Linked DNA regions of Homo sapiens: region 2 is linked to region 1. Evidence: read pairs that join two places in POLR2A ChIA-PET (ENCODE). Cell type or tissue: GM12878. All regions are shown on one strand. Links, peaks and the distances in the headings refer to the core of each region. The heading gives the core; the rest is flanking DNA.

What was found. Peaks named below come from ENCODE experiments on the same cell type or tissue, not always from the same donor. Only the 100,000 strongest peaks of a DNase experiment are listed, where the experiment ranks them.
Region 2: POLR2A ChIA-PET joins it to region 1 with 6 read pairs; 3 of 35 experiments call an interaction of 5 or more read pairs at or near these places.

Annotation. Positions count from the first base shown.
Region 1 is chr18:57,423,839-57,429,011 of GRCh38, reverse strand. No RefSeq gene overlaps it. Among named protein-coding and RNA genes, the nearest start is that of ONECUT2, 8.9 kb to the left of the region's middle. RefSeq lists a silencer at 2,558-2,607. In GM12878, for the core only: no CTCF peak of the experiment used is centred there; a DNase peak (open chromatin) is centred at 2,654.
Region 2 is chr18:56,643,891-56,649,063 of GRCh38, reverse strand. No RefSeq gene overlaps it. Among named protein-coding and RNA genes, the nearest start is that of WDR7, 4.9 kb to the left of the region's middle. In GM12878, for the core only: a CTCF peak has its summit at 3,448; no DNase peak of the experiment used is centred there; H3K27ac peaks cover 494 bases.

The DNA.
Region 1 (5,173 bases), core at 1,168-3,667:
AGCGGGACCTGTTCCCCGCGGCCCACGCGAACCAGCGCCCCGGCCGGGCTCAGTGGGCTCGGCGGCCTCGAGAGAGCACAAGCTCTGAGGGCGTCCCGCCGGCCCGGCTGGAAGAGGGACGCGGGCGGCGCTGCCGACTCGGAGGGCTGCGAGAAACCTGTTGGCCACGAGGAATCGGTGTTGGCGTGGCGGCTGCGGCGTCGAGGCCGCGGGCGCGGGGTGGCGGCGCAGGCCGCTCCCTTTGCCCGCTCGGCGGAGCCCGGCGTACCCTAGGTCCGCTTCTCGGGGACGGGGCGGCGCGGCCCCGCAGCTCGGCAGGCGGAGGGAGCCGGCCAGGATTGATGTCTAAATCAATGCGGTTTCTAGGCGCTTCTCCCGACTCCTCTCCATCTTCCTCAAAGGCAAAGCGCCTCCCGAGGATGGAGTTCCACGACATTCGCGAAGTCTGCGTGAGGATGGTGTCTGTGGGCCCCACGGCCGCTGCCCCACGCCGGGCACCCGGACCACGCACCGGCCAGGAGGGCCCTGCTGACGAGGGAGTCCAGCCTCGGCGGGGCCCCCGCCTGTGCCCTCCTCCTTCCTTTTGCTCCCCACACCTGGGGGCTTGCTTCCCCCTACACTCGGAATGGCGCCGGGTCCAGGCGGCTCTCGCAGCCTCGGCGCAGGGCGAGGCCTGTCCGCTCTCCGCGCTGCCCACTGGCTCCCCAATTTGACAGGATTTGAGAGGAGCGACCCCTCGTCTCCGACTCCAGGCAGGCCCGGCGGCCTCTGATTTAATTATTCGCTGATGAATTAGACAGCTGCAATTGTCGTGAAAAGTCAGCGGCCACTATTGATTCCAGGGCCGAGGGGAGGGGCGGGGAAGGGCGGGGAGGCAGCCCAGGCCCTCGGGTGTCCTTGGCCGCGCGACCTCTCCCGGCCCCGGCCGCCAAGCCCCAGGGCCTCTCTCCGTGCTAGGCCCGGCGGGCCAGATGTGGCTAGTGTTCGAGGGGCCGCAGGCCTGGCTCCCAGCTCGGGTCTGTTCTACCCACGGCGGCGGAAGCGACGGGGGAACTGAAGACGAGGCGGGGGCGGGAGCGACGCCCGCTCCGGGCTTGCGGGGAAGAAGGCGGCCCCCGGGGCACTCCCAGGGCGTCCCCAGCCCGCCCCCGGCCTGGCGCCCGCGGCCTGGAGGCGGAAGGGCGGACGGCGGGCGCTTCCGGTCCTCGCTGAACCGGCGCCCGGCCTAGAGAGGCCTAGGGAGGCCGCGGCCGGGCTCCAGGCCGGACCGGGCGAAGGTCAGCGGATGGTGGGGCCGCGCCGGTCGGAGCTCTCCGCTGCGGCACGGACGACTCGGCCCGGGGCCCGGCTCCTAGCACACGCCGCCCTACTTGTAGGCAGGATGTGCCGAGCCGGTGGATCCGCGCGAGTTCCCGCCGGAGCAACAAGTCCTGGTGCTCGGAGAACCCAGAGGGCAGTAGGGGTCCAACGCCCCTCTCCCTGCCCTAGGACCCAGTCAGGAATGTCTGTTTTGAGAAGGAGGAGAATCTGGGTGTCCTCAGAACGATTTGGCACAGTTGTGCGGAGAATACCTGCTAGAGAAGCCACTATAGTTAGAGCTTCACAGCCGACACAGAAATGAGAAAGTATTTGATGTATTCAGACAGCCTGACAAAAGCCTTTTTAAATTATTATGATCTATATCAGAAAAACACTGGAAGCCGCATCATAGTCTTTTGGTATACGCATTTTATATCCTCTTCCTGGGTGGTTTTAAAGCCAAATGACTTTTCATTACAATTTGAAATTATTTTTAATACTATAGTTTAAAGAAATGATACATTATGCAGAAAACATATAGACTGTGTTGTCCAAAAACATTAAAGATTTAAGCGCTTCATCTTCAGTGTTTCATATTTTTCTCTCTCTGAAACGACTCAAGTATTTACTATCTTTTTTTATTGGTGAAATGTGTTCTTCAGACTTTATCCTGGAAAGAGTTGAGCACTGACTCCTTGGAGATCAGATATAGAGAGTAAAAAAGGAACCTCGCCACTACATCTCCTGCTACATAGTCCATGGGGCTGAGGATAGGTCACTGCACACAAAATGGCTGTTCCTCTCTCCCTTACTGAGATGGACTAATGGATTTTGTAACTGTTTTCCAACTATCAGACTGAGGAAACCTGGTTTGGGGGCTTCGTGTTGACAGAGACCAAATAGGATGCCCTGTGTCAAATTCTTTACCTTATCAACATAATTTGATAACAAGGTAGTGGAATTATTAAGGGAATTCTGAAACATCAAGTTTTGAAATACCATTTGTAATTATAAAATTTCCCATTTAATTCTTGGAGAACGGTGTGGGTTATGGTTGACTTCAATTTCTAGTAAAGTGAGATGGGGTGGGTGAAGATATTTTTAAGAATTCACAACCCTCCCCCCCTTGGTTAGAGCCATATGATTAAAGCAAATATTCTTTGTGTTTTGAAGGGACATAGTTTTTGCCTTTGTAGATGTTGCTCCTTCAGCGTCTGAACCACTTCTACCTCCACTGTACCTGGTGAATGCCAGCTCCTATCTGAAGTTTCAGTGCTCATTTCTAGACCTCTACACTGAACCGTTTCTACCCCACTGCACCTGGTAGAGTGGTGGGTGAACTTCCTATCTGAAGTTTCAGTGCTCTTTTCTAGAGCTCTTTGATGCTATTTCATCTGGCGAATGCCAGCTCATATTTGAAGTTTCAGTTATCACTTCTACATCTCTTCTGTGCAACTATTTGCATATCAAATTTCCTTAAAAAAGTTTTTTTTTTTTTTTTTTGAGACAGTGTCTCGCTCTGTTGCCCAGACTGGAGTGCAGTGGTACAATCTGGGCTCACTGCAACCTCCACCTCCCGTTCGTTAGCCTCCTGAGTAGCTGGGATTACAGGCACGTGCCACCATGCCTGGCTAATTTTTGTATTTTTAGTAGAGATGGGGTTTCACCATGTTGGCCAGACTGGTCTCCAACTCCTGACCTCAGGTGATCCACCCACCTCAGCCTCCCAAAGTGCTGGGATTACAGGCATGAGCCACCACACCCAGCCTCCTTCAAAAAGTTTTAAACTTTATTTCATGCCCTATACTTTCCAGCTTTTACTCCCCAGTTGGTATTCTAAATTTCATTTTTTAGGGCTTCCTTTTTACTTAAATGATACCATTCATAGTGGTACCTAATACCATGAGATTGCGTAGCATACTTTGGAAAAAATCACGTCTAAGCCTGGTTTAGATTTTTAAAATTTTCTTTAACTTGACTCTTGCATCAAGAAGGATTTGCCCTTGTTAAATATTATAACTTAACTGGAAGACAAATGAGACAGTGACCAGGTGCAGTAATTAGGATACGAGAGAGTGCTTGGAAATTGTGAAGTGTTCTACAAAAATTATGATAATAATTCATTAATTTTATTTTCATTTAAGACTTATTTGAGTGCCTACTATGTGCCTATTAGAATTTTTGGTTGCAAGCAACAGAAGCTGCCTTAGACAAAAAAGTAGGAAAGAACGTCTGAGGAAGAAACCAAATAATTCAGGAAGAATAAATGAGGAAGAAGTGATAGGAAGGCAGGAGAGTGAAGCAGGAACCAATTCCTAGTTCCAAGGGAGACTAGGAATAGGAACAAAGCCAAGATCATGCCCTGCAATAGACTGGTTTAGGAAGCCTCTGCTGACCCACTTGTCTCTGCTGCTGCTGCCGCAGCCAAGAGTAACGTCCACACTGTCCTATGTTTTCGTGTCACTTCTACAAGAGCCAATTAGGGTGTGACCTCTCCTAGAGCATATACTAGAGTCCTGGCCGCCAGGGACTGAGAAAGGAGCACTGCATTTCACCTGTACTGCACACTTTAGGGAGTCACCTCAAAATAGAGTGTTTGAATAGTGGTCAGTAAAAACAAAAACAAATAAATAAAAAGCACCCAAAAATATGTCACCACATAAGTGCTCGCAAGAGAACCATGAATAAGTTAGATGTGGTCCCTGTTCTCATGGACCTTACATTTTAGTGAGGTGATGATGATAACTCCATTTTCTGTATAAAGAGAAAAAACAGTCAGATCCCATCTCAAAGTAATGGACTAAGTTTCCACCTGTTTTTTGTTTGTTTGTTTGTTTGTTTTTTCTTGTTCTCTTTTGACGTGATTGGATGTTGGTCAGAGGAAGTTATAAATGACTGGTTTAGGAGGAATTAGGTCTACTCCATCACCCTCTTAAGGTCAAGGGTGCAGTGAAAACAAGTCCTGGATCAAGAGGCAGGGCCTGCATTCTGGTCCCAATCCTATTATTGTCTAGCTGTGTGACCGACAGCCTGCATTTCCTTCTGTAGATGCTCTTCAAGGTCCCTTCCACATGTAAAGTCTGATTTGATATGGATCCCCTTTTATTAAAATGGGACCTTTATGATGATTGGGTTAATTTCCTATGGGCTCTTTAGATATTTTAATTCTTAATCCAAATAGTTTGGGAGTTATAGCCTTAAAAAGCTATTTCTGATGGAATAAAGCTATAATGATTGACTTCATATTCCAAAAATGGATTCCAAAAAAGGATTCTCTTTTTAAAAAATGAATTTTATTTCCAAATGACCTATTATACTTCAATGAATGGGTTTGTTGCTTTTAGTTTCAAATTATGTACTGAGTTTTTGGTACCTCTCTGTATTTTCAGACCAAGAAAGGCAAAAGAAACAGAACAGAGAGAGAGGAAAAAAACAGTCACAATTTGAAGTGATCACTGAGCCAGAATCGCTTCAGAGTTACGTGACTTCTTAAAATTTACTATAGATTTTTGAGTGGGTATTTCTTCTGAAGAGATTTTAAGTTATTCCCATCTAAGAACTTAGGAAAAAGTATTTTCTTCCAAGTGGAACTATAGTGAAATTTACTATGGGCTCATCATACTCATCATAGTATCTGACTGAAGGATGCCAGGACAGTTTCAAGGGTCATGTTTAACATTAGTTTTGTTACACAATATAAGCAAACAGCAGAAATCCTGGATATTTTGTATTTGTATTCCTGGTGTTTTTTAAAAAACTGGGTGTCCATCAAATGAACACATATTAAACCAGAGTCACTTGCCTTGTAACTGAGCCCTCATATGACCAATTTTAAAAGTGAGTAATACCTTGGAATACCAAACAATCACTTAAA
Region 2 (5,173 bases), core at 1,078-3,577, 780 kb after region 1:
ACAAATTTCAAAAGAGGGAGATAGCCCAGTGGCCTAACAGTGACTTTATTGCTACTGTTATTTTCGGATCACTTCATGCATGCTGTTATTTTTTTCTCATCGAGGTTTTCAGTCGTAGTTTGGTATTCCCCATGGTGCCTAGTACTCAGCTAATACTCCCCTTTCCTTCCTGGACCCTCTCCCAGAAAAGTCCTATCATGGTCGATGGCTTTATTTTAATACCAAATGGCAAAGAGGCTTAATAAGGGTTTTTTGCATGATTTTTGTGTAATTAAAACTGTTTTGTGCAATTAAGAGATTCCTTTTGCACTTTCTCACATGACATAAAAGTCAAGTGTTGATACTTCTCTTTTTTTCCTGTCTCATGACTTCCATGATTCAAACCATTTCTTTCCAAGTAACAAAATGTCTTTTTCTAGAAACATCTCTAGTTACTCCATACTCAGGCCTTTTAGGAAGGAGTGAAGGTGATAAGGTTTAGGGTGTTAAGCCTCCTCACAAATGAGGGTTTCACAGCCCCCCTCACCAAACCAGCAAGACTAGCAAGGGAAAATTAGAATAGATAATGAAGGAGGAGCTGATAAGTCCTAGTGGTAGCCCTGGTCACCAACTGCAGCAACAGGGCTGTAGATCGTCTACTAACCTCCCTCTTCTAGGTTTCCCATAAGGAAGAGAGGGTGACCAGAAACCTGGAGGAGTTGCTCCCCAAACCTGTGTAGAGAAGGGAACTCATTTTTGTGTAAATAGTGGACTATGGGAGACACATGAAGCACCACCCAGATTCCCCTTCAAGAAAGAACCACTTCCTAGCTGCAAGGAGAGTGGTTTGCTCACACTCTTGCTGTTAGCTTCTTCAGGGTCACCTGGGCTTTCCAGCTGAGATCACACTAATCTTGAGGCAGCCTCTGATGAATGACTGAGCAGGGTGAGGAAAGTCCAGGGCACATTCTTCTTGGGGAGGCCCCTGTTCTAGGGGGTGGTATCAAGGCATAGGAATTTCTGCTCCCATGGGGGACTCCTTTAACAGGCAATCTTTGTACTAGAGCTTCCTCTTGGGTTAGTAGAGACTTTGTCAGATCTGCTTTTTCCCTTCCTCGGCCCAATCCTGCTTCCTCCCTTTTCCTCTCACAGATGTGAGAGAAATAAACCTTTTGGACTCCTCACTCCATCTCAGCATCAGCTTCCCAGAGAACCCAGCCTGCACCATGACACCATTTTTAACAATTGACAATCAGGAGCTGTCATTGTACTTTTGCAACTTTTCCCTCAGTTTTTTTTTTTTCCGTATAAAAAGTTGGAAAAAAAGAAACAAAGATTAAACTGATTTTTACTGATTTTTAATAAAAGAGAGACATCAGACTTATCAACCCATGCAATGCATGTGTCTTATTTTGATATTGATTCAAGTAAGCTATAAAATAAATTAGGAGAAAAATGGGAAATTTTAACCGAGTGGATATTTAATGATATTAAAGAAGCCTTGTTAACATATTAGAATGTAATAATGATATTTCGGTTATGTCTTTAGAGGATTCCTCATCTTCCAGATGTGCAGGCTGAAATATTTATGGATGAAATTGTCAGATGCCTAGCATTTGCTCCATGATAATCTGAGGTAAGGAAGACAGTGGCAATAGCTACCTTAACTTTACTTCCATCTTCATGAAATAGTACATTCTTTTACTTCTAATTCTAATTCATCAAGGTGAAAAACATCACTTATTCACCATCCAGTGGTTTTAGGCACTATGCTGAGCTACACATACAGAAAATGCAGAGACTTGGTTCTTGTGGTCAAGTTACTCAGTCTGGCAGGGAGGCAGGGAGACAGGCAGACCCACTACTGTGAGGAGTGATGTACCTGGTGCTTTCCACCAGTTGCCATGGGGCTGATCCTCCTACTGACCTTGTAATACTAATGTTCTGAATTTTGATGGGAAATATTGTTTTTAACATTGTGTGAAAAGCCACTTCCTTATTGTACAGAAACCACTAACATACATTTGACTTTTATTGGATTTCTTCAGTATCTGGCCCTCAGATGTACTCAGATATTCAGATATCTGCTACTTAAGAATGGACTGAATGATGAGCGTGTGTATGTGTTACGTGTGTGTTTGCTCAAGGGCATGCCTGAGAGAGGGCTTTGAATAAAGTGAAGCTTCTGTTAAGAGTTTTATCAGCTGGACATAGTGGCTCATCTCTGTAATCCCAGCATTTTTGGAGGCCGAGGTGGGTGGATCACTTGAGGTCAGGAGTTTGAGACCAGCCTGACCAATATGGTGAAACCCCATTCCTACTAAAAATGCAAAAATTAGCCAGGTGTGGTGACATGCACCTATAATCCCAAGTACTTGAGAAGCTGAGGTAGGATTGTCGCTTGAACCCAGGAGCCAGTGGTTGTAGTGAGTCAAGATCACGCCGCTGCACTCCAGCCTGAACAACAGCATGAGCCTGTCTCAGAAAAAAAAAAAAAAAAAAAAAAAAGAATTTTATCATTTCCTTCCTTGTTTGTCTTTCCTAGCTAGACAATATCTACAATACCACAAGCAAAAAGAGCTCTTTTATAGCTAGTGATTAAATGAAAACACAGATTGTAAGTTTTGTGTAGTTTCTCAGTTCCAAAGAGTTAACTCTAATAATGCTAGAGACTAAATGTTCATTTCCCCAATATTCATATATTGAAACCCCAGTGTGATGGATTTGGAGATGGGGACCTTTGGGAGGTAACTAGGTCATGAGAGTAGAGCCCTTATGAAAGAAGAGACAAGACAGAATACTTGTTCTCCTGCCTGCCCTTTTCCTCTCCTCTCTTTCTCTCTCTCACCCACTTCTTCCCCACTGTATGAGGATACATCAAAAAGACAGCCCTTTTAAACTGGCAAGAGAACCCTCATTAGACACTGGATTTGGGCCAGCACCTTGATCTTGGATTTCTCAGCCCCCAGAACTGTGAGAAATAAATGTTTGTTTAAGCCACCAACTCCATGGTACTCTGTTAGAGTAGCCTGAACCAAGACAAAACCCTTAACATACTCCTTTAAAAAATTAAAATAAAATTTAAAATGCAGTTTTTATTACAGAGGCTGAGGTGTTAGAAATATTTTTCTAAATATCTGGGCTTCTTAATAGAAACTCTAAGCAGTTTAATGACATCAGATATAAATTTAAGAATAAAAAACTATTTTACATATTTGGCAAACACCCGAACTGACTCTGAGAATTGCCAGTGAGTTTCTTTAGTATGCTGCAGGAGATTGCAGCATGTATGTGACAGTGTGGAACACTCTACAGCTTCCAAGGAAACCCTCTCCTCCAAGGCATAGCCTAGTGTCCAAAACTAAAGAATATAATATTAGCGCGATAAATGGTACATCTGGAGACTTGATGGCATCTAAAGAGACACTTGCTATCAAAGGGGAAATGAGATCCTTTTGACTAAAAATATATTGCGCCACCTAGGGACACCTGGGAAAATAATGTATTCAATTTTCAAATTCAAAGCATACAACTAGAAAGTGTTTGGAAATTATGAAGCAGGATTTCCTTTTTATTTAATATTTATATTACATAAATATCGCACAAATTACACCAGGCTGGAGTGCAGTGGCTCAGTCCTAGCTCACTGCAGCCTTAAACTCCTGGGCTCAAGTGATCCTCCCACTTTAGCCACCCCAAGTATCTGGAACTACAGGTGTATAACATCATGCCTAGCTTGAATTCTTAGATATGACAGCAAAAGCACAGATAACAAAAGGAAAAAATAGGTAAATTGAATTTCATTGAAATTTAAAACACTTGTGCATCAAATGACACCATAAAGAAAGTGAAAAGACAACCCGTAGAATAGAATATCTGAAAGTAATTTACTCTATAAGGGATTGATACCCAGAATATATAAAGAACTCCTACAACCCAACAGCAAAAACAAACAACCTGATTCAAAAATGGGCAAAAGACTTCAACAGACACTTCTCCAAAGAAAATAAAGAAATAAGCATTATGCACATGAAAAGATGTTTAACATCTTAAGTCATTAGGGAAATGTGAGATATCACCTCACCCACAAAGATGACTATTATTAAAAAAATTAAAATTAGCAATTGTTGCTAGGACGTGGAGAAACTGGAACCCTCATACATTCCTAGTAAGAATGCAGAATGGTGCAGGCACTGTGGAAGACAGTTTGGCCGTTTCTCAAATGGTTAAACAGAATCACCATATGATCCAGCAATTCCACTCCTAGGTATATACCAAAAAGAACTGAAAAGCAGGGACTTGAAGAGATCCTTGTACACCAATGTTCACAGCAGCATTGTTAACAACAGCTAAAAGGTGGCAACAGTCTCAGTGTCCATCAACAAATGAATAAGTAAATAAAATGTGATATGCCCATATAATGGAATATTATTGAGCCTTAAAAAGGAATGAAATAAATTTTGATATATGCTATAATACAGAAGAAATTTGAAAACATAGCGCTAAGTTAAATAAGCCAGGCCAGATGCGGTGGCCCACACCTGTAATCCCAGCACTTTGGGAGTCTGAGGCAGGCAGATCACTTGAGGTCAGGAGTTTGAGACCAGCCTGGTCAACATGGTGAAACTCTGCCTCTACTAAAAATACAAAAATTAGCCGGGCATGGTGGCGCATGCCTGTAATCCCTTCATGAGAAGGTTCTGGAAATGGATAGCAGTGAGTGCACTTAATGCTACTGACTTGTGCACTTTAAAACTGGTTAAAATGGGCCAGGTGTGGTGACTCACATCTGTAATCCCAGCACTTTGCAGGGCTGAGGCAGGAGAATTATTTGAGCTCGAGGAGCTCAAGACCAGCAACAAAGTGAGATCTCGTCTCCACAAAAAAATAAAAAATTTGCTCAGCATGGTGGGATGCAACTGTCAGCCCAACTACATGAGAGGCTGAGGCAAGTGGACCAGTTGAGCTCAGGAGGTCGAAGCTGCAGTGAGCCATGATCATGCCACTGCACTCCAGCCTGGGTGATAAAGTGAAGCCCTGTCTCAAAAAACAAAAAGTTAAAATGCTAAATTTTATGTAAGTATATTTACTCAATATATATGTATATACATATATATGAGGAAATCCTGCTTCATAATTTCCAAACTCTGTCTAGTTGTATGCTTTGAATTTGAAAATTGAACACATCATTCAA